3 separate regions of the Homo sapiens genome follow, and all the other regions are linked to region 1. The links are chromatin loops, found by intact Hi-C in ENCODE. Cell type or tissue: OCI-LY7. All regions are shown on one strand.

Evidence for each region. Hi-C counts contacts between places; a loop is a spot of excess contacts. Peaks named below come from ENCODE experiments on the same cell type or tissue, not always from the same donor. Only the 100,000 strongest peaks of a DNase experiment are listed, where the experiment ranks them.
Region 2: it touches region 1 in a loop (40-fold over the local background); 3 of 110 quality-filtered maps call a loop at or near these places.
Region 3: it touches region 1 in a loop (4-fold over the local background); 6 of 110 quality-filtered maps call a loop at or near these places.

Annotation. Positions count from the first base shown.
Region 1 is chr16:21,550,542-21,558,541 of GRCh38, forward strand. No RefSeq gene overlaps it. Among named protein-coding and RNA genes, the nearest start is that of METTL9, 45 kb to the right of the region's middle. RefSeq lists enhancers at 499-1,000, 3,742-4,552. In OCI-LY7, CTCF peaks have their summits at 130 (motif pointing right), 4,486 (motif pointing left) and 4,701; a DNase peak (open chromatin) is centred at 4,400; H3K4me3 peaks cover 694 bases; H3K27ac peaks cover 1,035 bases.
Region 2 is chr16:22,944,688-22,952,687 of GRCh38, forward strand. No RefSeq gene overlaps it. Among named protein-coding and RNA genes, the nearest start is that of HS3ST2, 130 kb to the left of the region's middle. RefSeq lists an enhancer at 4,329-4,378. In OCI-LY7, CTCF peaks have their summits at 4,292 (motif pointing left) and 4,505; a DNase peak (open chromatin) is centred at 4,254.
Region 3 is chr16:21,274,124-21,282,123 of GRCh38, forward strand. It overlaps CRYM (crystallin mu), which reads right to left and starts at 4,167. Exons shown (of 8, transcript NM_001376256.1): 1 at 3,959-4,167; 2 at 3,308-3,461; 3 at 1,409-1,471. The coding sequence starts at 4,128. RefSeq lists an enhancer at 3,959-4,168. In OCI-LY7, CTCF peaks have their summits at 4,237 (motif pointing left) and 4,436; DNase peaks (open chromatin) are centred at 2,178 and 4,198; H3K4me3 peaks cover 840 bases.

The DNA.
Region 1 (8,000 bases):
GTCCCATTCACTCTGCCCCCCGCCAGCCCAGCGCCTGCCCAGAGGTTCACAGTAAATGTGGAATGAAGGCAGGGTCCCAGTGCTGCCACTGGGTGGTGGTGAGGGCCTCATCTCCCTGCAGGCAGAAATCGATAAAGAAAGTTTCTGAGATGCCTGCCTGTCCTATAAGATTTCCAGACTTTAATTTAAAAAAAAAAGATGTCTTCCAAATATTTTTTAAAAGCAGCTTAAATCCTATCACCAAATAACATTATAAAATAACACAATGAGCAAAGTTTTTGTTTTGTTTTATTTTAAGACAGAATCTTACTCTATCGCCCAGGCTGGAGTACAATGGCATGATCTCAGCTCACTGCAACCTCCACCTCTGGGTTCTAGCGATTCTCCTGCCCCAGCCTCCTGAGTAGCTGGGATTACAGGCATGTGCCACCAGGCCAAGCCAATTTTTGTATTTTAAGTAGAGACAGGGTTTCACCATGTTGGCCAGGCTGGTCTCAAACTCCTGATCTCAGGTGATCCACTCGCCTCTGCCTCCCAAAGTGCTGGGATGACAGGTGTGAGCCACCGCTCCTGGGTGAGCAAGGTTTTTAAATAAGCAGACCCTGAGCTATAGCATCAGTCCTGATCTCTGGCAGTCCCTGCTTAATCTAGGCCCACCACAGGGCCAGCTTTTATTGGAACACTCCTTCCGTCCTAAGTCACCCTAAACACTCGCCTTGGAGTCAGCGCTCTCCACCTGCAGGACTTGGGGTGCCCCTCTCCATGGCACAGTGCCAGGTGCAGCCTCCCAGGAGCTTCCTTCTCCTGACACGTGGGGCTCAGCCATAAGCATCGCTCACTGAGGCCTCTGGCTCTGCCTCACAGAGTCATGGCTGCCATCCCCAGGTCCAGGTAGTGCTGGGAGTCTGCCTTTTAACGAGCTCCCCAGGGGTTCTGATGTGGGTGGCTTCTCCTGTGTCTAAGCACTTTGTCACTAACAGATTTCCATCAACAGCTGCTACAAATGTGGTACCTATTCCACACGTTTTCATTGAAAGGAGCACAGTGTGCTCCTGGGATGGCTGGGCAAGGCTGGAAGGCGCCAGCAGAACTGGAGCACTGATCACGAATTCGCGGTGGCCCGAGTGCCTCCCGTAGCTGTGGAGGAGCCTCGTGTCACCCGCCTTGCTCATGTCACCTCCCGCTGTGGCAAAAGCCAGGAAAGCACTGAGCGCATGACGAATGCCTTGGGGAGCTTGACACTGCTGACTCCTGGTGGTTTCCTGACACCAAAAGTACTTGGGCTGGGCGTGGTGGCTCACACCTGTAGTCCTAGCACTTTGGGAGGCCGAGACGGGTGGATCACTTGAGGTCAGGAGTTAGAGACCAGCCTGGCCAACGTGGTGAAACCCATCTCTACTAAAAATACAAAAATTAGCTGGGTGTGGTGGCGGGCGCCTGTACTCCCAGCTACTCAGGAGGCTGAGGCAGGAGAATTGCTTGAACCTGGGAGGTGGAGGTTGCAGTGAGCTGAGAACGTGCCACTGCACTCCAGCCTGGGCGACAGAGTGAGACTCAGTCTCAAAAAAAAAAAAAAAAAAGTACTCATAGTTGGAGGCACCAAGGTGTAAACTGGAAAATGGAAAATGGATTTGGCTTTGGTCCAGTCAGGGGCTAGGCAAGTGCTGGACCAAGCCACAGAGCTGCTCACTGCCCCTCTTCACTCAAAATCTCAGTGTTGGTCTGGAGCAACCTCGGAGTCATATGTAGTTTTAAAATTCTACCATTATGAGCAAGTCTTCTATTCTCCTTAAATATACACAGATGAATTACATCTCAATTTTTAAAAATACACAGAAAGAGTGCTTCACACAATCAGCACATAAAATCACTTTGTTAGGCCAGGCACAGTGGCTCACGCCTGTAATCCTAGCACTTTGGGAGGCCAAGGCAGTTGTATCACTTGAGATCAGGTGTTCAAAACCAGCCTGGCCAACATGCTAAAACCTTGTCTTTACTAAAAATACAAAAAATTAGCCAGGTGTGTTGGTGGGTGCCTGTAATCCCAGCTACTTGGGAGGCTGAGGCAGGAGAATCGCTTGAACCTGGGAGGTGGAGGTTGCAGTGAGCCGAGATCGTGCCAATGCACTCCAGCCTGGGCGATAGAGCGAGACTCTGTCTCAAAAACAAAACACAGGCGTGAGCCACTGTGCCTGGCCTCCAAAACACAATGTAAGGAACTTACAGAACCACAAAATGCAAGCACGGTGAGCTCTGTGCTCGCTTCGCCTCGGCCTGTGTCCGTGGTAGAAAGGGGGTTTGCAGCCTACCAGCCCCAGCGGCATCAAAGTGCATTGATGGGTGGCTGAGGGTGGAGCCTGCCAGGGGGTCTGCCTCTCGCTCTTGGGATGGGCTCACTCATGATAAGTTTACTGTGTGGAAATTCATGCATGTCTGTATCATCTCTTCTAGAATAGAAATGCCTAGAAGGCAGGGATGATGGATGCTTCATGGACAAGTTAGACTGGACCCAGCCTGGTAGATGTCATTTGTAAGACTGAGTTAAGTCCCATCCAGTTGCACTCTTAGGACAGAGGCTGTTTCTGGGCTGGGCATGGTGGCTCACGCCTGTAATCCCAGCACTTTGGGAGGCCAAGGTGGGAGGATCACCCAAGGTCAGGAATTCAAGACCAGCCTGACCAACATGGTCAAATCCCACCTCTACTAAAAATACAAAAAATTAGCCACGTGTGGTGGCAGGTGCCTGTAATCCCAGCTACTTGGGAGGCTGAGGCAGGAGAATTGCTTGAACCTGGTAGGCGGAGGTTAAAGTGAGCCAAGATCGCGCCACTGCACTCCAGCCTGGGCAACAAGAGCGAAACTCAGTCTCAAAAAAAACCAAAAACAAACAAACAAAAATGGCTGTTTCCGTCTGGACCATCACTGTATCAACACGACTTAGTGCAGGAAGGGGTCATTGAAGGCACACAACGAACCCTCACGGGATGAATGAATACAGGAATGAATGGGATTAGTCAGTTCATTGATTTATTCATCGAATCACTCGGTCGGTAAGCAGCTCTGTGTGTTACAGTGGAATCGAGCCTTTCCCACGGCAGTTTGGGAACCGCCTGGGATTTCTAGGAAAGTCCACAGAACACAGAAATAGTTAAAGACCTGGATTTGCAACTCAGCTCTGCTTCTAACTTGCTGTGTGACCCTGGGCAAGTAGCTTAGCCTCTCTGAGCCTAAGCCTCTCTACCTGTTAAACGAGAAGAGCGGGAAGGATAAATGGAGACAAGGCAGGAGGCATTTTGTAAAGTGTTGTCTGATGATGGCAGTGGTGGTGATTGTGCATCGCACACCATTCAGGGGCTCCGCAGCTTCATCTGTGTAAAGAGAGTTACTACACGTTTCTCCTGGTCCCAGCTCAAGCACTCTAGGGTTCTACGTAGGCACATAAATAGGGTTCCAAAGAGCGACGCCAACTGCATAAGGCATAAGTCCACTGACAGCCGATGCCTGCCAGACCCCCACCCACAAAACCTAGTAGAAAAGTCACCCTCCAGAATGTGGCCAACCAACAAGGGCCAGGAACAGGAGCTGCTGGGACCAGAAGGGACTTGTGAGCCCTGAGCCTCTGCAGGGTAAGGTGCTGTGCTAACTCTGGGGCTAGAAGACTTTCCCAAGGGTTTCCAGCAGGGCTGGAGCCCACAGGCATCTCTTCACCTTTCCCGACCCCGAGCTGTCCCAGAATTCTTCTTCTTCTTTTTTTTTTTTTTTTTTTTTGAGACGGAGTTTCACTCTGTCGCCCAGGCTGGAATGCAGTGGCGTGATCTCAGCTCACTGCAACCTCCGCCTCCCGGGTTCAAGAGATTCTCCTGCCTCAGCCTCCCAAGTAGCTGGTACTACAGGTGGGCACCACCACACCCGGCTATTTTTTTTTTTTTTTGTATTTTTAGTAAAGACGGGGTTTCACCATGTTGGCCAGGATGATCTCGATCTCCTGACCTCATGATCCGCCCCCCTTGGCTTCCCAAAGTGCTGGGATTACAGGCGTGAGCCACCGTACCCAGCCTGTCACAGAATTCTTTACTGCGGCAGCCTCTGATGGGCTGGATCCTCCGCCTCTCTACTCATTGGAGTAAGAGACAAGTCAGCCCTTTCCAATCTGCCTCCTGAGGGGAACCATGGGGCCCTCGGGACATGCGGCCCCTCCTCAGGCTGGCTCGGGGCATCTGCACCCCTGTACCTGAGCAAGGGACTTGCTTGAAACGGCGGCCACCCTGGGCTGGGGACCAAGCACGCTCAGGGGAAAACCCAAAAAGGCTACTGTGTCTCACTGGCTCTATGATACGCAAATGAGGAGGGAAGCGAAACGTTCGTTCTTCTAAGAGGGTAACTGCAAAGGAAGTCTGGGCCGCTGCGTTTTCGGGAACAGCAGGTGCGGTGGCCGATGGATAACTCGGGCTGGGCTGGAGCGGCCCCTGGTGGCAGTTCGGTGAAGAGGCACCCGGAACCTGGCAACGTGGCCCGCGCGGGGCGCACGCATATCAGGAAGACACAGAGGCCTTTTTACTGAAAATGCCAGCGGGTGCGGATTCCACAGGCTCCTCTTCAGCATCAGTCTAGTGTGGGATTCATACACCTTGAGCCTCTTTCAAGGTGAAACAGAGAATCTCACTGAAAACTTTAAATCCCACTGTAAATTCCAAAATTAGACCTGCGCCGCGAAGACCGCCCACCAGCAAAATGCCAAGCGTATTTCTTTAAAAACTGGAAAGCCGTGTTTCGCTGCTCTTCCTGTAGACAATACAGCATGGGGGCAGGAGTGGGGTCTGGAGTCGGACGCACGTTCAGAGGCTGGGGTCACTTCTCCCAAACCGTGTGCAGTCGGACGCACGTTCAGAAGCTGGGGCCGCCACTCCCAAACTGTGTGCTCTAGGTCCAGCTTTTGCACCCCTCCTAGCCTCAGTTTCCCCATCTGTAAAGTGGGGATGATCCTTGAACCCCCACCATAGGACTGCTGTTACGATTAAGTCACATGGGAAATACGAAGTCCTTAGCACAACGCTTGACATAAAGGAAGCACTCTAAAACAAACAAACAAACAAACAAAAAACAACGAACTGGAAGCCACTGAAGCCTTCATGGGGTGAAACAGCTGATTAAGGGGCAAAGGCTCTCGCTGGCCAGGTTCTGGCGTGTCCCGGGCACCACGCATCCTGTCCATGAGCTCACGTCGTTGTCGTGATGGAGAAGGCTTGGTGCATACCAGAGTGCGGCGGAGGAGCTGGCCTTCACTGGGCACCTGCTACCTGCTGGGCATTGCGAGGTAACTTTATGTTCCTCCCAGGATGAACTCCTCACAATGGCCCTACAGAGCAGGTCCTGTGAGTCCAACTTTGAGATGAGGAAATTGAGACGCAGAGAGGTTCGGTCACCTGCCCCATTTTAGCCGGCAACCTCACCCAGGTCTGACGGTCCAGGCCCTCAGCTTTTGTAGTAGGGTTCAGGCCAAACTCTGCTACTTGCCTTGCCAGTAAAGTTAGGGACCCAATTTAAGGCTGCAGACCTGGATAAAATAATCTCAAAGTGACTTCTTTTTTTTTTAGGTGGAGTCTCACTCTGTCACCCAGGCTGGAGTGCGGTAGGGTGCTCTCGGCTCACTGCAACCTCTGCCTCCCAGGTTCCAGTGATTCTCCTGCCTCAGCCTCCTGAGTTGCTGGGACTACAGACAAGTGTTACCACACCCCACTAAATTTTGTTTTTGTTTTTGTTTCTTTGAGATGGAGCCTTGCTCTGTCACCTGGGCTGGAGTGCAATGGCCAGATCTTGGCTCACTGCAACCTCCACCTCCTGAGCTCAAGCGATTCTCTCACCTCTGCTTCCCGAGTAGCTGGGATTATAAGCACCCACCAGCATGCCCAGCTAATTTTTGTATTTTTAGTAGAGGCAGGGTTTCACCATGTTGGCCAGGCTGGCCTTGAACTCTTGACCTCAGGGGATCTGCTGCTTCAGCCTCCCAAAATGCTGGGATTACAAGCATAAGCCACTGTGCCAAGCCTAAAGTGACTTTTCGTAATGACAATACAATGTCAGGATATTCTCCTTAATCAAAAAAAAAAAAAAAAAGGCAAGCCCAATTCACGAAAAGGGGTCTTTAAGCTGCCAGCCCCCATCCCCCAGACTCTGCTATCGGCAGGGCTGGTCCACCGGGCAGCACTGGCCACTGTTGCCTCAGCGTTCTGTGCAAGCAGGTGCGTCAGAACCGGCTCATGGAGATATAATTGAACGATTGCCTCAGCGCGTGCCAGACTCTCCAAACATAATAACAGATGACGTTTGGGGTCGGCTCCAGGCGGTGACGTGCTGGCCCCAGAGAATATTGTCTCTGCTATTACAACAGATGCTGTTAATAGCTATCTATTTGTAGTTCGGGGCTTTTACCAAGATGAGCAGGCTTTTGGCAGGCACGGGTTGTTTGAAGGCTTAAAATTAGTACAAGAGAAGTTTGAGATGTTCTAATTACTGGAAATTTCAAATAACACGATGCCGCAAGGGACCGGTCTGCTTCCGGTGCCACTCTCGGGGGTAATGCACGTTCCCAAGCTGTAAATGGGGAAGGCTGAGGGCTTCTGTGTGCCACCTCCCCAGGCAGGCAGGGGCCGCAGCCACTGCAAGCCCCTGCCCACAGAACTCGGCGATGACGGAACCTAGACTGCTCCCTGGAAGTTAGCCTCTGAGACCATCACATATTGGCACTGGTTTGAAAGCCAGGCAAATGTGGGCTCCAATCCTGGCTTCACACGGTGGGGCTTTGCAAGTTGTTTTATAGGTCTGTGGCCCAGACTAGACATTTGTAAAAGGATAATGATGCCTATGGCAAGGATTGAGTACTGTGATGCTTACAAAGTACCTCCCTAACAGTCCCTGGCATGCAGTGAGAGCTCAAATAATGGTAGCCACTTACTATTATTATGACTGGTGTTATTGTTATTATTAAAATTACTGTCATCGCCCAGGCACGGTGGCTCACACCTGTAATCCCAGCACTTTGGGAGGCTGAGGCGGGCAGATCACTTGAGGTCAGACGTTTGAGACCAGCCTGGGCAACATGGTGAAACCCGGTCTCTACTAAAAATACAAAAATTAGCCGGGGGTGGTGGCACGCGACTGTAGTCCCAACTACTTGGGAGGCGGAGGTGAGAGAATCGCTTGAAGCCGGGAGGTGTGGAGGTTGCGTCACTGCACTCCAGCCTGGGCGACAGAGGGAGACTCCATCTCAATAAATAAATAAACAATAAAATAAAATAAAATTGCTATCATCACTGGCATCGTCATCATCTCACTACAGCAGAGATCCGCAGTTCCCCGAAACAAATACCACGAGTCTCAAGGTAAGACCTGCACGTAAGGATGTCGAAAGATAAATATGTCTTAAGAACATGTCCATGAGAAGGGGCTTTGCCAGCCATGCAAGCATAAAAGAAGAAAAGTCCCTCATTCATCCAAAAACACCCGCTGAGTTTCTCCCGCGTGCCGGGCACCACGCTCAGTACGGGGGACAGAGGGAGGAGGCTCTAGGCTCTGACTTGCCCTTGCAGAGCTTGGAATCCAGGAGTGTCAGACGGTGGTAGAGATAAAAAGCTGTGTGTCTGAGAGGTGAGGGCGTGGGCTTTGGGGCCCTAAACTTGCTTGGGACGCCCGGGAGGGCCCCCGTGGAAGCGGCGTTTCAGTGGAGCCCTGAAGATGGGTTTCTATTTGTCAGGTGAAGATAATGGCAGCTCCAGGCAGAAAGGGACGACCAGCGGAAAGGACCCTGGTGAGAGCAGCCACCACGACGGAACAGGCAGAAGCACCAGCTGGCAAAGGCACTGTCAGGGGCAGCGGGAGATGGGATTGGAAGGGCAACAGGGTTGGCGCCCGTGGTGGCAAAAGGAAGGGGGGCCTTCGCCAACAAACCCCAACAGGGTTTTTTTTTTTTTTTTTTTTTTTTGAGACAGAGTCTTGCTCTGTCA
Region 2 (8,000 bases), 1.4 Mb after region 1:
GATTTCTACCCAGGTGGTCTCATGGGCTGGAAAAGACTTCCACCAAACTGGGATCTCTTTGGGTTTGAGGAAAAGCAGCCTCGGTAGTGGAAGGGATAGTGGTTGGATTTCAACTCCAGCATCCCAATGACACCAGCCTCTGCACAAATTCTTCCCAGCGATGGTGAGCTCATTACCTCCAAATGGCTTTAATCACTTTGACTACTAGCTCAACTTCCCTGGTGAAAACTGTTCTGTGAACCAAATATGAGAGTTCATACATCTCTTACTTGAACTTATTTTTCTTCAATGCAAAAGGAGGTGGAAGAAGATCAGGAATTGAGGTCTTGAGAAGAAACAGAGATTGAATAGTCCCTGGACAGTGTCTTCCATTCTCTCTCAGTTTTGCTTCATTTACTAGATGACCCTTTCTGAGGGAAGATGAGAATAACCCTCTATACATGCAGTGATGACAAGGTGCATTAGTCAGCATAAGCCAGTTGCTGTAACAAACAATCTCAACATCTTAATAACAATAAAACTTTGTGTCTATCTTGCTTAAACCACAGTCTGTGGCAGGGTAAAGATGGCCAAACATTCTTTTTGGCCATTCTTTTGGTTGAGAGGGGAGATCCTTTTCCCTTCCCTGGAACCTATGATCAAATCTATGATTGATTGGATCAAAGAAATTTGTCAGAAGAGATGCTGTGCCCTTTTTAGGCCTTTAAGAGAGGCCAGACAGCCTCTGCTTGCACTCTTGAGGGGATGCTTTCCCCATGTGAGAAGTCAGATTACTCTGAAATTACCATATTGTGAGGAAGCTGAAGCCAGTCACAAAAAAGGCCACGTGAAAAGAAAGTGAGTAAGAGAAAGAGAGGTGCTGGCTGGCACCCAGCTGTTTCAGCCATCTCAGCACAACCCCCACACATGTGATGAGAGAAGCTATCTGGGACATTCCAGTCCACATCTCTGTGCCTGTCTCCCTCATCCTAGCTCAAGCTTCAAGTAACCCCCAACACCATCTTTCTTGGCTATCACCCAGATAAGATGGCCCCAGCTTCTGTGAGCAGGAATTCAGACAACAGAGGCCTCATGAGAATAGCATGGGCTTCTTTAGCTTTGTAAAGACAACATCTCCACGTGTGTGTGTGTGTGTGTGTGTGTGTGTGTGTGTGTGTGTGTGTGGTGTTAATATGTGCAGGATGTCCAGAGGTCAGAGGTAACCCCAGCAAAACCCCCAGGAAAACCATGATACACAAACTTGCTGTTTTTTTTTTTTTTTTTCAAAATTGCTCTATTTTATTTTATTTTATTTTATTTTTTTGCCCACAGCTTTATTCAAAATTTCTTTCTTATAGACACTTTGGTTGCTTTTCCAACCAAATTATTATATTAGCCATGGGTAATTCACTTCCCAATTGGTCTCTGTTGCTCACATTAACAATTCTTACTATTTAGTTACTGAGTTCTATTGGGTGCATTGCAGTGACTAGCTACAGAGCATGCTGTTAAGACCCAAACTCAAAAACCCAAATTGCCTAGGTTTGAATTCAGGCCATGCCACTTATTACCTGCGGGACCTTGAACAAGTTACTTGACTTCTCTGGTTCTCAGTTCTTCATCTGGAAATGTGGATAATAAGACTACCTACTTCACAGAGTTACTGTAGGGATCAAATGAATTAATATATATCAAGCAGTTAGTACGGTGTCTGGCACAAATATTAACTTTTATTGATAATGTGAATGTGACCAGCAAGGATGAGGTGCTGAGTTGTGATTGGTTGAACTGGCTTAGAATCTGATCGATCCTAATGTCCATGAGTGTTGGTGGTTCTTAGATTGGGTTCCCTAGGAGCCTCAAAATAATGATTCATCTGAAGGTAATTTACTAGGCATGCTCTTAGGAAAAGCCTGCAGGGGAGTAGAAAGTAGGACTGGGAAGGGAAGGAATGAAGTCAGGATGTGGCATCAAGCAGAGTAGATTCTGCTTATGCAGCAGAACCTAATCCTAACAAAACAATGATGCATGGTCACAGCTCTGTGAACTCCACTGTATCTGTATTAGTTAGGTTTCATGCTGCTGATAGACACATATCTGAGACTGGGTAATTTATAAAGAAAAAGAGGTTTAATGGACTCACAGCTCCACGTGGCTGGGGAGGCCTCACAATCATGGCAGAAGGTGAAGGGCATGTCTTATGTGGCAGCAGGCAAGAGAGAATGAGAGCCAAGAAAAAGGGGTTTTCCCTTATAAAACCATCAGCTTTCATGAGACTTATTCACTACCATGAGAACTGTATGGGGAAAACTGCCCCCACGATTCAATTATCTCCCACTGGGTCCCTCCCACAACAGGTGGGAATTATGGGAGCTACAATTCAATATGAGATTTGGGTGGGGACACAGCCAAACCATATCAATATTTCAACTTCACTATGTCTTAATATTACTCTAGTTAACCTTTATTGAGCAAATGTCATGTGCCAGGCTCCATGCTAAGTGATTTACATACATTATCTCATCTAATTTTCCCAACCTGATGAGCTATTACATAATACGTCCTAACAGGTAAATGATACATCAACATTTTCATTTGTTTTATGTAAATATCTAATGATGTTGAGTTTATTAGATTCTGCAGATGAAATATCCCCAGACACATTGTCATCTTCTAAATAATGCTGAGAAGATATGTACATTTATATATTGGCCAACACACACTTCTCTAGTGCAATGAAATTTGAACCACAGTGATGTGCAATTGCAGATTCTTCATTCTTAAAAGAGGCTAAAAACATCTAATTGTAATGAAGTTTGATGCCCATGATTTGGCAAGGCCCAAGGCCAGTGATGCCCTGAAGGTTTCATGCTGTGCACTAATTGATCAGAGTGTGGAGCACCACATTGAGTCTATCTAGGCTTAGCGGGAACGATTGTGTGGATCGATTAGTCCTCTGCATGGCTTAGGATCGGCAGCAAACTGTGTGTGCCAATCCTGTAACAGCAACAACAACTCGAGGAAGCTACTTTATAATTCCATTTTGCGGATGAGGAAACTGAGGCCCAAGGAAATAATTTTCCTAAAGTCACAGTTAGTAAGAGGCAAAGCTTGAATCACCCCTAAGTGTGTTGGGTGCAGGGCTGATGCTGGCAGCTCTCATGTTATTATGACAGCACCCCCTAATGTGACACCAACCCCTGTCTGGACCTTCAGCAGAAACGGGATAATGAGGGCTGCTTCTGGTTGGAGTTGCAGCCCCTTTCAGCTCCAGAATCCAAGTTCCACTTTTCTGAGCCCATCCTCCAAACACTTCCAACCACCCCAAGAGTTCCTAGGATCTGGGGGCTCCAGGTGGAGTCTCCTCCTTCCCCAGCATTCCGCGGGACTGGGAGGACTTGTCGTGGCCTGGCTTCCAGAGCATGCCTTTTGGCATGGCCGATCCCCAGCGGACCCTCCACCCCGACCGCACTGCACTCAGGGTCGTGCAGGTCCAGCACTCCAGTCCTGTCCTCCCCGGGTGAGGATTGATCCCGGCGCTTCCCTCAGCCACCTCTGTCGAGAGATGCAATTTACCACCAGCTCGGAGGTCACCGTAGAGGAACCCGGCCGCCTGCAGGCGCTTTTCTGCTGCTGCAAAAACCACTGAAAGGGCCACTTTGTGAGCCGCAGCGCTGCTTTCACAATCAGAGGAGCAGCCATGGGTCCGCAAGCTCTGGAGCCTCCTTGCGACTCCCCAGTAGGCTCGAAATCCCAGAAACCTCGGCTGCACCCCGCTCCGCGCATTCAGGAGAGGCTATGCCAGGACTGGCGGGCAGAGCGCAGCCTGCACGCGCGCCCCATGGCGCAGGATGGGGAGGAAGACGCCACAGAGACCTGCCGACACTCGTCATCCCTAAGCTGCCTGCACCCCTGCTTTGGGCCAGGCATGCCTGAGCGACTCACTCCCCTTTCGATCTTTGTATTAATAGCAGCTCTGTGAGGGAGCAGGTACTGTTACTATCGTGCCCATTTCTCAGAGGGCAAAACTGAGGCTCTGGGAAGTTAAATGACTTTCCGGAGGTTTCTCAGCAGGAAGGAGCAAAAACCTGGATTTAAACTCGAATAGTTCAACTCCAGAACCAATGGTTTTAAGGTAATCCCGGGTGACTCCACAGCACCCACAGTTTGATAAAGATAAAGTCACGATTTCAGCCTCAAAAGCCAACTGCACAGGGATCATGCGCCACGTGGCTTAACAGCAACAAAGGTGACAGATCCTTGGCCATAAGCCCTTCCCACTCTGGTCGCCTGTTCAACTGCGCCACCTACAGGTTGAGTTGCTCACTGTTTCTTTGGAGCCACATGGAGTTCGTTCATTCCTTCCTTCGTTCGTTCGTTCATTCATTCATTCATTCATTCATTTGACGTGTCATTCCACAGACATTTATTAATTTCTGTTCTGAGCCAGGAGCACGGAACTGGGCAGGATGCTGGGGTACAAAAGATGTCTATAGTCTAGCACAGGAGACAGACAAACTACCATAATACAGGATCAACTGATAGTGAAAAGGGAGAGAAGGAAGGAGGGCTGCCTGGAGGAGCAGTCTTTTCAGTTAAGATCTGAAGGATGAGTAGAAGTTATCCAGGCAAAGTATGGTCAAGAAGTGTGTACCAGGGCCAGGCACAGTGGCTCACGCCTGTAATCCCAGCACTTTCAGAGGCCAAGGCGGGAGGATGACTTGATGCCAGAAGTTCCAGACCAGACTGGGTGACACAGTAAGATCCTGCCTCTACAAAACAAATTTTTAAAAAATTAGCCAAGCATAGTGGCTCACATCTGTGGTCCTAGTTATTCAGGAGGCTGAAGTGGGAGGATCACTTGAGCCCAGGAGTTGGAGGCTACAGTGAGCTATGATTGTACCACTGCACTCCAGCCTAGGTGACAGAGCAAGACCCTGTCAAAAGAAAGAAAAGGAAAGAAGGAAGGAAGGAAGGAGGGGAAGGAGGGGAAAGAGGGGAAGGAAGGAAGGAAGGAAGGAAAGAAGGACAGAAGGAAGGAAGGGAGGGAGGGAGGGAGAGAAGGAAGGAAGGGAGGGAGGAAGGAAGGAAGGAAGAGAAATATGTTCCAGGCAGAAGAAACAGCATGGATGAAGACCCCAGGGTGAGCACAGACACAGCACAGACTCTCAGTCCTCAGTTATAAGAGGAACCAAGCCAAGTTCCACGTGACTGACACACAAAGTAAGAGATGCCAATGAGTGGCTTCCATGTTTTCTGTCATCTCACTGCCTCCATTATTTGAGATGGCCAATCGAGGTTGTCTCAGCCTTATGCAAAGCATAATGCAAGTATAGTTTGAGGCAAGGGTGCAGTCATAGCTCATGGTAACCTCAAAACAGCCTGCCTTCTACACAGGAAAACCTGAGCCCCCTCTGGAGAGAGGAAGAGTGGTAAGAAGTGGTGGGGGAGGAGAGCAGCTCATAATGGGTCTTGCAAGTCAGGTTAGCTCATTTGGCCTTTTTTGAGCAAATGGCAAATGGCAAATCATTAAATGTGTGGTGATAGGACACTAGACCAGCTTCTCCTTCTCACTGGAGAACTCTGGGAACAGAGAGACCGCTTGGCTGCCTTTAGGTTCCTAGGAAGCCTGGACCAACAAATGCATGCTTCTCAGTTTGGAACTTGTAACTGAGTCCAGACTTGGACCGCTCACTGCGTAACAGCCAGTAAGTTGAGAGACAAGTAGTCAGAGCAAGGAAAGCGACTGTATTTTGGAAAGCCAGCAAGCTGAGAAGACGGCAGACCAATGTCCTAAGAAGCTGCCTTAAAAGGCATGAATCTGGGCTGGGCACGGTGGCTCACGCCTGTAATCCCAGCACTTTGGGAGGCTGAGGCAGGCGGATCATGAGGTCAGGAGATCGAGACGATCCTGGCAAACACGGTGAAACCCCGTCTCTACTAAAAATACAAAATTAGCTGGGCATGGTGGCACGCACCTGTACTCTCAGCTACTTAGGAGGCTGAGGCAGGAGAATCGCTTGAACCAGGGAGTCAGAGGTTGCAGTGAGCCAAGATCGCCACTGGACTTGAGCCTGGTGACAGAGCGAGACTCCGTCTCAAAAAAATAAAAAAATAAAAATAAAAAAGGCATGAATCTGAAGCTTCTTTTTATATTGGGGAAGGGGGAACAAGGTGGGGTTGAGCTCAGTGGGAACTGGTGACCACAGACATCTGGGCATCAGCAGGAGTCCGAGGAGGTTGCAGAACTTCTTTGTCCTTGGTCAGATCACGATGCCCCTATAAATATTTAATTCAACATTGTTGTTTGTATGTACATCCTCATCTCCTTGGGTTTTAGTTTTGGGAAGGGGCCACTCTCATCCTTGCTTTGAAATTAAATTAGAAACAACATTTGTCCCATAGTTAGCTTGGCCTATGTGCAGGATTGAGCAAAGGCAGTTCTCTTGTGAGGTTAGAAGCAAGATGGAGCCAGCTACGTCAGATTTCTGTCACTGTTACAAAATCATATGACTTCTTTTTTCGAGGGCGGAGGAGGATGTTGAAGGCAGTCGCTCTAAAGGCCAGGAAAGGAGAGGATGTTTCTGCCCATTGCCATTGGTCTATCAGCACCCATTGTCCCCTGGAGCAGGACCCGAGGGAAGGACTCAGTCCAGAGCTGCTCACACTTTGCCAACCTTGCCCCAACCATCTCCAGCTGCCTCATAAGCCTCCTTCTCCTAATAGAGACCAAGGGGCCCCTGCAACAGAGATACCCCAACTTCCTCCTCTCTGCAACCAGATTCTTGAGCATCTTCCTGCTCTCCTTCCAGACCTCGTCTCCACTCCAGGAGAAGCATCTCCTCTTTTCCTTTGAGTCTAACTTCTCTGTCCTGTTTTCCAAGACTGACTTCCACCTATTGTCCCATCTCTCTTGAGTCTTCAATATTTTTTTCATCCTCCCCCTGCCAATGGGCATACTTAAGTTTCCAGAATTAAACAAACAACTCTTTTTTTCATCCTGGCCACCATCTTTCCTTTTCTCTCTCCTTTTCTCTACTGTCACACTTTTCTCCACAAAAGCAACCTCTGTTCATGGCCCTGCTTCCTCATGCTAGGGAAGTTTGTGTAACATCAACAAGGCTACCACTCCTTAAGCATTCCCTATCTGCCAGTTCTGTGTCACTTTGTATACATCGAGCTCATTCATTTCTAATACAGCCATGTGAATTTTGATCATCCTCATTTTACAGATAGGGAAACTGAGGCTCAGGGGAGGGACAATGAAGTCAATTGCTTAGTCATACTACTGGCTCCAAAGCCTGCCTCTAACCACTCTGCTCCACTGCCCTAATGGGCATCCTATGAGAGTAGCCGCCTGTCATTCCTTGATGTATCCCTAGTATACTTGAGGCATTCAGTAAATATTTAGTGACTGAATCAATGTTCAAATACTTTAATGACTTTTTGCCAGCTTGTCTAGAGGCCTTTCCTGCAAAGTTTTATAATTTAGTCATAAATATATTTGGTTGTAATGTTATATGTTTCATTATGTCTCGTGATCCCAAAATTACTTTATGAATTAAATATCTTGAAAAATAGAGTGGAATTCAATACAATTCTGAACCCATCTACCACATGTCTTCATCCTTGCTGTCAAAATGCCAGTGCCTTCTTAAACAGGAGAGAACATTGACTACATACAAACTTGGTTTAGCTCATGAAGTTTACTCAGACATGCATAGTACAAAACAAAAAAAAATCAAGGAGACAAAAATAATCAAAAGGGATGAATTTAGTAAATCCTGTACAAAATGCTGCAGGTCTGAAAATATTTATTGGAAGAAATATACACATTCAAGAGAGGTTATTCAGCAGACAGAAGAGAAAAAAGGCACCACAAAGATAAAGTGGTACAAATTTGGAAAAATGTTTCACAGAAGTAAAAAATTGTTTGAAATTCCTTTAGGCAAAGTGAAGAAAATATCCTTTCATTTATAAGACCAGGAAACCAAGTGACTGGCTGCAGATAAATGAGCTAG
Region 3 (8,000 bases), 280 kb before region 1:
ACTTCCACATTTAATGTGAAAGACTCCAGACTCCAATCGTTCCCACAGACACCCTGTTTCCTAAGCCTCATCCTCTTAACTCTAACTTTTAAAAATGCTGTTTTTCTTATAGGATGCCTTGACATTGCTTGGGAACATCATCACCCCCATTGCTTACTGTTCCCTCTGCCTGGAGTGCCCCTCCGTGTTTTTGCATGGTTCGCTAACTCACTGCTTTCAGCTTTGACTCAAATGTCACCTTCTCAGGGAGGCCTTTCTTGGATAATGTAAAATGTGACAGCTTCTCCAATACTCTCACTTCTGCTTTATCTTCACCTAACATGTTATGTGGCTTTTTGGATTATTGTTGGTTTTATTTTTTAGCAAATTCTAAGCACGCTATTAATCATTTATTAATATGTACTAATTATTTAATTACATATTATTTATTACTATTTAACACATTATTAAACTCAACAGATGTTTTTGTTTGTTTTGTTTTGTTTCCTTTTTGTTTTGTTTTTTAAGACACTCACTCTTTTGCCCAGGCTAGAGTGCAGTGGCTCGATCTGGGCTCATTGCAACCTCTGCCTCCTGAGTTCAAACGTTTCTCCTGCCTCACTCTCCCGGGTAGCTGAGATTATAGGCGCCCACCACCACGACCAGCTAATTTTTGTGTTTTTACAAGAGACGAGGTTTCACCATGTTGACCAGGCTGGTCTCCAACTCCTGAGCTCAAGTGATACGCCTGCCTCAGCCTCCCAAAATGTTGGGATTACAGGCGTGAGCCACTGTACCCAGCCTGTGTTTTCCTTTTTATTGGTATTGTCTACCTCCCCTGTGTGTGCCCCTCTGTTTTTCTCACTGCCATTTCCCTAACATTTAGAACAGTGCCTGACACATGATAGAAGCCCAGTCAATACTTGTCGAATGAATACAGGGATCTGGCTTGGATATGTTCAGTTCACTCAGCCTCTTGTGTAGTACTAGCTTTGGTCTATGGGACAATTATACTGTCTTACCAGGGGCAATGTGGTACAGGGACAAGAAGCCAGTCCTGGAAGCCAGAGAGGTCAAGTATTAAATTCTTACTCTAGCACTTATTAGCTGTGTGATCCTGGGCAATTCACAGAAGCTCTCTGAGCCATATTCCTTGACCTGGAAGGTGGAGAGAATTTCTCATTTCGATTCTTCAAGACTGATGGGAAGATTGAGAATTATGCACATAAGGTACTTGAAATCTGGTCATGCACACTAATTGGTAGCTAATAATTTCGTGAATTACTGATATATCTGACATCTGGAGTTCCAGCTATGTCCAACAGGAAACCAAAATAAGTTCCCCACTTCTCCTTTAGTCTCTCAAGATTGAGACACCAGACCCCACTTGACAGCTCACCTTAATGGTACAGCCAGCCATTCATCTTACCTTGGTGGCAATGGCAGAAACTGCAGCTGTTCTCTTTGCAGTTATGACATTTCCATCCATGACCTTGGAGGAAAAGAGAGACAGTGAGCAAGGGGAACCCCTGTCCACTGCATAAATTAGAAGAAACAGTTCTAAAATATTAGCTTAGGAAGTTTTATAGCATCCTACAAACAGCATGGGTTTGGCGTCAGACCTGGATCCGATTCCTCCACTTACGAGATATGCAACTTTGAACAAACACTTTAATCTTTAAGCACTGGTTTCCTCACCTGTAAAAAAGATAATGCCAGCCATTCAGAGGGTTATTGTGAGGATTAAATGCACTGGCATATCTGGAAACATCTAGCACATGGTGAGCCCTCAAGAACTGCCCATTTTCTTTTCTTGCCCTAGGATTCTCAAAACACCAAATTAAGAAGGAACTAGAGAGAGAAGGTTGCCAATTGACATCTGGACAACGGCCATGAAACTCTTAGTGGCTCTCCGTTCCTGCTGCACATGTGGAAAGCTTCGTGAAGATGCTCAGATACCACCCTTAGATTAACCCAGTCTGTATCTCTTCCAGGAGTGAGACCCAGACAGCCCAGGTGATTCCGATACACAGCGAAGGTTGAAAATTATGCCTCGCTAGTAAAAACCATCCTCTGCACTCCTCTCCCTGTTATTCATCTCAGCTGATCATCAAAAAATAGGCATCATCAACCTCATTTTACAGATGAGGAAGTGAATCACGAAGTCACTGAGCAGATTCAGCTGTCATCTAGTTTCAAAGCCTTGGGTTCTACCCCCCTAGGGAACCGCTGTTGGCAGGTAGTATGAATGCCATCTCGGTTGGATGAGTGTAAGTTGGGGAAAGCTAGATATTCTCAAAGGAGTGTTAAACGGCCAGATTATTTGGCGATCCAGAAATTCAGGGGAAAAGGAGGGACATTGTAAGACCCAGCTTGGAGCGCACAGACCTTAAGAGTTAACTGTCACACCTGGGAGTGATTCTTGAGTCTTTCACTAACCAGATGTGTGACCTCAAGCAAAGTGACTCTACTAACCTGAGCCTCAAGGACCTCAACAGAAATTGGGGGGAAGGGGAGTTAATAAAAACACCCATAGAGGAATTTTGCAGAATTGAATGTGATCAGCGTCTCCTTCTTGGCACATAAGTGCCCAATATGTAGCAGTTAAAATGGCGGTGGTCTTAGAAGAGTCTGGACCTATGGACCGTGGACTTAGACTGAGCAGCTCTGAAGTCCAACCATGCTAATTGTTGGTTACATAAACCTCGGTAAGTTGAACATAGTTGCTCTGACTCGGTTTCCTCATCTATAAAGTGGGAGTAATCATATTACCCATATCATAGAATAGTTTTAAGTATTAAGAGGATTAATAAATGTGAAATGTTTAGAAAAGTGCCTGATGCATTATAAAAAGTACTCCATAAACACAAGCTACTGCTACCTTTTGAAACTATGATTAGATATTAAAACAGGTCACACCGTATACCCCTCTGAAGACTCCCAGGGATTATAGAACACCCCTTCTTTTCCATGTCGACAAGGATTCAGTAAGTAAGTCTTCCCTTGGCTAATGGGTTCATTCAAGCTGCGTATTTGGGGCAACTGAGTATAGGACAAGGACATATGCAAGAATGACAACAAGATTATTATTTCCACACTGTCACATGCTTGAGGCAGCAGTGGGCGCTGGTGCCGTGTTATGCATCCTCAGGCAGTCCTAGAAATAGATACATGGACACAGATAACCTTCACTGTTGCTGGTATCCAGTCACTTGCAGAGGGGCACGCGTAGTCACAATCAAGACTCCCCCTGCTGCGGAGAACTTACTTTTGAGCTTCAATCTGGGCCCAGGGGCCCCATTCCACCCCGGGACAGGAAGTTGCTCACCGCCAGCAGGGTGCCATTGCTGGGCTCAAAGAGTAGCACAGTAGCCTGGTGGGAAGGGACGACCGAGGTGATGCCGCGGTCCTCGTAGAAGGTGACCAACTTGGTGGTCAGTGCATCCTCTGCAGCACTGTAGGCGGGCATGACCCCCAGGTAGCTACAAGGAGAGAGGGAGCAGCTTCAGCCCCTTCCCATCAATGCTGGGGTCTCTTAGAAAGTATCCATATACTTTCCTTTTTCTTTCCTTCCTCACCACCCCACTGGCCCTCTTCCAGCCCCCGCATCCCTCTGCCCTTCCCTTAGACACTATGCACAGTATGTTCAGAAGTCTGGCTCTGGATCAGAAAACCTTTCCAGCTCTGCCACTTAGTAGCTGTGTAAGCTTAGGTAAGTCACTTAACCTCTCTGAGTCTCAGTTTTCCACCAATCAAATGGTGGTATCAATACCTCCCTAGGTGGAGAGTGTGCTGAAATAAACAAGGTAACACCTGTAAAACGCCCACTTAGCACACCGGGTAGCGCCTATTAAAAGTGGCAGCTGTTAGCAACGGTTAGGCAAGCCGTCTCTTCCCTTCTCCCACCCCTCCTCTTCCTGCTCCTCCTTTCCCCGCTTTCCAGTTTCTCCTGCCCCTGACCCCGACCCTCCTCACTCACCCCCTGTGCTTGGTCACCGGCACCACGGTGCGCACGGGCTGCATGACCCCTCCTTCGGGACCGCTGGAGAAGTTGGCCAGGGCCGTCTCTAGAGGCGGGATGAGGAGGCTGGAGCTGCGGAGGTGTTCCTCCACCTCGGCCGCGCTCAGGAACGCTGGTACCCGGCTCATCTCGCCACCTGTGCCTTCTAACCTCAGTCTCCGCACCGCGATCCACGTACCCTCGGCTGTGCCCTTTATGAGCGCGCCCGCTGCTCTGTGGAGCCGCCTGCTGGTCACAGCCCAGCCTCCGGGGGCGGAGCAACCCCGCCCCGCCCCGCCAGCCCTCTCCTCCCCCTTCGCCCACCTCGACCCCTAAGGGTGGGCGAGATGGGTCCCTTCCAGCAACGGATTCCCCAAGATGGACATCGCGGTGGCGTGCTGGGAGTCAATATTGTTTGGTCCACTTTCTCAGTTCCTGTAATCAGCTGTAGCCACATTCCTTGACTTTTGCTTCCTACATAACCCCTCCCTATTAACTCGCTTTTTGCTGCTGTCTAGGTCACCGTGCCTGGGAAAGAATGGACAGGGAAAACGCTAACGGGGCTCCTTTATTTATTAAATTACTGCCTACTGCTAGGAGATAAAAGGAGACGGAGGCTTATTTAATTTTTTTTTCCTTTTAATTCTGTCCCCGTCTAGAGTCTCTTATCCTAGTCTTCCTCCCCCCTGTACCCCCAGATGTCTGGCCTTTGATTGCTAAGAACGCACAGTTTTCTCACAGGCTAACTAACCTAACAAACCTTCGCCTTTAAAGGGGGGAAGTTTGCAGGGCAAGGTGTAATCTTTTCCATCTCACAAAAAGCCAAATTGCAGGATCTTTTCTTCCAGGAGTTTTTACCTGAGATGGGGAAATAAAATCGGAAAGGAATGATGTAAAGCTTAAGGCAATAAATCCTAGTCATCAAATCAGTGATAGGAAAAGTAAGTTAATTCAAAGAAAAGAGAGATGATTTTGACCTGGAGTGGTTAGATAAGGGCTTCATGAAAGAGTGGGGAGAAACCAAGGTCTGAAATAATAATAGTGACGACAACAATGATAACATCAGGTTATTGATCTTTACTATGTACCAGATACTGCACCATGCACTTTATGTATATTATCTCATTTAATTATACAACAACCTCTAAGGTAGGGAGGTGTTGTTATTAGTTTTACTGTCCATTGGAGGCTCTGAGAAGGGAAGAAATTTAGTTCAAGGTCATCCACCAAGTCAGCAGAGGAGCTGGCTTTGCCCATGGTTGGACTTCAGAATTATATTCCTAATCATTAAGCTACTTTGGCAGAAAGAGAGGAAGAGGGCATTACAGGCCAAGTAAAGCCCTGAGGTGGAAGGCATGTTGAATAGCTCTGGGAACAGTGAGTTGCCAGATGTGTTAGGCTGGAATAAGGTGCTGAGGTCTAGGAGCATCAGAAGATAAAACTGAGAACGATTCTTGGAGTCAGGCAGCTGAGAATGGTGATTCCTAGGAAAGAAATTACATGCTCCAAGAGAGTAAGCATTTAGAAAGATGGGTCTTCTGCCAATGCAAAGGATGGAACAGATGAGCGAGAGCAGAGCCTGGGAGAAGGTCAAGAGGCAGGACTGCTGAAGTTGTGCTTTGTGGTATTTTGGTTGGAAGCTACATAGGGCATTTTGTAGGAAATGGTCACATCATGATAAAAGACAGTGGATGAGTAAGTGTCAAAATCAGTACCAATGAAATGAGAAATTGTACATAATGTGTTTAGCAACAGTGCTTGGCACAGAGTAGCCATGTAATAAGTGAACACTGAGAGAGAAAGAGAGAGAGAGAGAAGACACTGGTGGTTGGGAAAAGCTGATTTCAATGACACAATTTTGTTTCTTCGGTTCACCATCCCTAGAAATTTATGCCCAGAGCCGCTGGGCTTATAGAAATGTTTCTGGCCCATCACGTGTGCTGTTAGCATTAATATTACATCACATTTATTGGGTTTAGAAAGCACAGACATATAGCCCTGGCATGATAGTTCACGCCTGTAATCCTAGCACTTTGGGAGGCCCAAGTGGGTGGATTACCTGAGGTGAGGAGTTCGAGACCAGCCTGGCCAACATGGTAAAATCTTCTCTCTACTAAAAATACAAAAATTAGCTGGGTGTGGTGGCGGGTGCCTGTAATCCCAGCTACCCAGGAGGCTGAGGCAGGAGAATTGCTGGAACCCGGGAGATGGAGGCTGCAATGAGCCAAGATTGCACCACTGCACTCCAGCCTGTGTGACACAGTAAGACTTTTTTGGCCCTTTGTTTTTGTGAATGTGAACTAAAAATAAAATCCTATGCCCCCCACCTACTGAATGAACCCCCTCTGGGCCAAGCAGACCCCAGAAAAACCTTAAAGACTTAGTTTCCAGCCATGATGGGATGGCAAATCAGATATGCCTCATTACATCCTCTCCCTTTTAGAGTTTAGACACAACTGAGCAGCCTTAATGTTAATACAGAGATCACAAGACTGACAGAACAGACTCTTTGTGGCAATACGATAACAAATTATAAACAGGATCTAAGGCCATGCCAGGAAGGGTTAAGTCACGCACCCTTACACTTAAAGAAAAAAGCTATGTTCTAACTGCCACAGAGTTTTTGTTTTCTCCAGCAGCTAAACAAGCACTGGCTTGAAGATAAGCAATATTTTTGTTTTTGTTTTCCCCAGCCCTGCTCAGAGAAGATAGGGAACATGGCTTGGGCACAGTGGCTCACACCTGTAATCCCAGCACTTTGGGAGGCCAAGGCGGGCGGATCATGTGAGGTCAGGAGTTTGAGACCAGCCTGGCCAACGTGATGAAACCCCATCTCTACAAAAAGTACAAAAATTAGCCAGGTGTGGTAGCATGTGCCTGTAATCCCAGCTACTCAGGAGGCTGAGGCAGGAGAATTGCTTGAACCAGGGAGGTGGAGGTTGCAGTGAGCCGAGATCGTGCCACTGCACTCCAGCCTGGACAACAGAGTGATTCTCTCTCTCTCTCACTCTCTCTCTCTCTCTCTCTCTCTCTGTATATATATATATACACAAACATATATGTATATACATATATACGTATCTATGTATCTATATAGATATGTATATGTATCTATGTATCTATATAGATATGTATATATGTGCATATATATATATATAAATTTTTTTTTTGAAACAAAGTCCCTCTCTGTCACCCAGACTGGAGTGCAGTGGCATGATCTCAAGTGATTCTCCTGCCTCAGCCTCTCAGGTAGCTGGGATTACAGGTGCATGCCACCACCCCCGGCTAATTTTTGTACTTTCAGTAGAGATGGGGTTTTGTCATGTTGGCCAGGCTGGTCTCGGTCTCGAACTCCTGACCTGAGATGATCCACCCGCCTTGGCCTCCCAAAGTGCTGGGATTACAGGCATGAGCCACCGTGCCCGGCTGAAGATATGCAATATTAAAACAATTACAACTCATCCAAATCACAGATATTGACTAACCGACCCCTTGTTCCACCAGCCATAACTACAGCTTGATTGGACAAGAGACTGATTTCAGTAACTTTCTCCTGATAAGACTACCGACTATAGGATGGTTCTGGCTGACTTACAGAGGTTGCACACTTGCATGCCTTCATGTCCTGAAAAGACCTTTTGACGTATCAGGCTGAATTGTAATACATTTAAATGCTGCAACCACCCCAAAATGAACATGAGTTGTATGTAACATGCATGTTTGTTAAATACACATGCATCAGGACCACTTTCATGAATATTCATAGCTTCTTCTCTCACCTGTTGAATATGTATATTTAGCCAACCTGTTGAGCATAAAGCTCCTACCCCAACCCTCCTCCTTCAAAGTGCCTGTCTCTGATCTTGGCCAAGGCATGTGATATGGTTTGGCTCCATGTCCACACCCAAATCTCTTCTTATAGCTCCCATAATTCCCACATCTTGTGGGAGGGACCCAGTGGGAGATGACTGAATCATGGAGGCGGGTCTTTCCCCTGCGGTTCTGATGATAGTGAATGAGT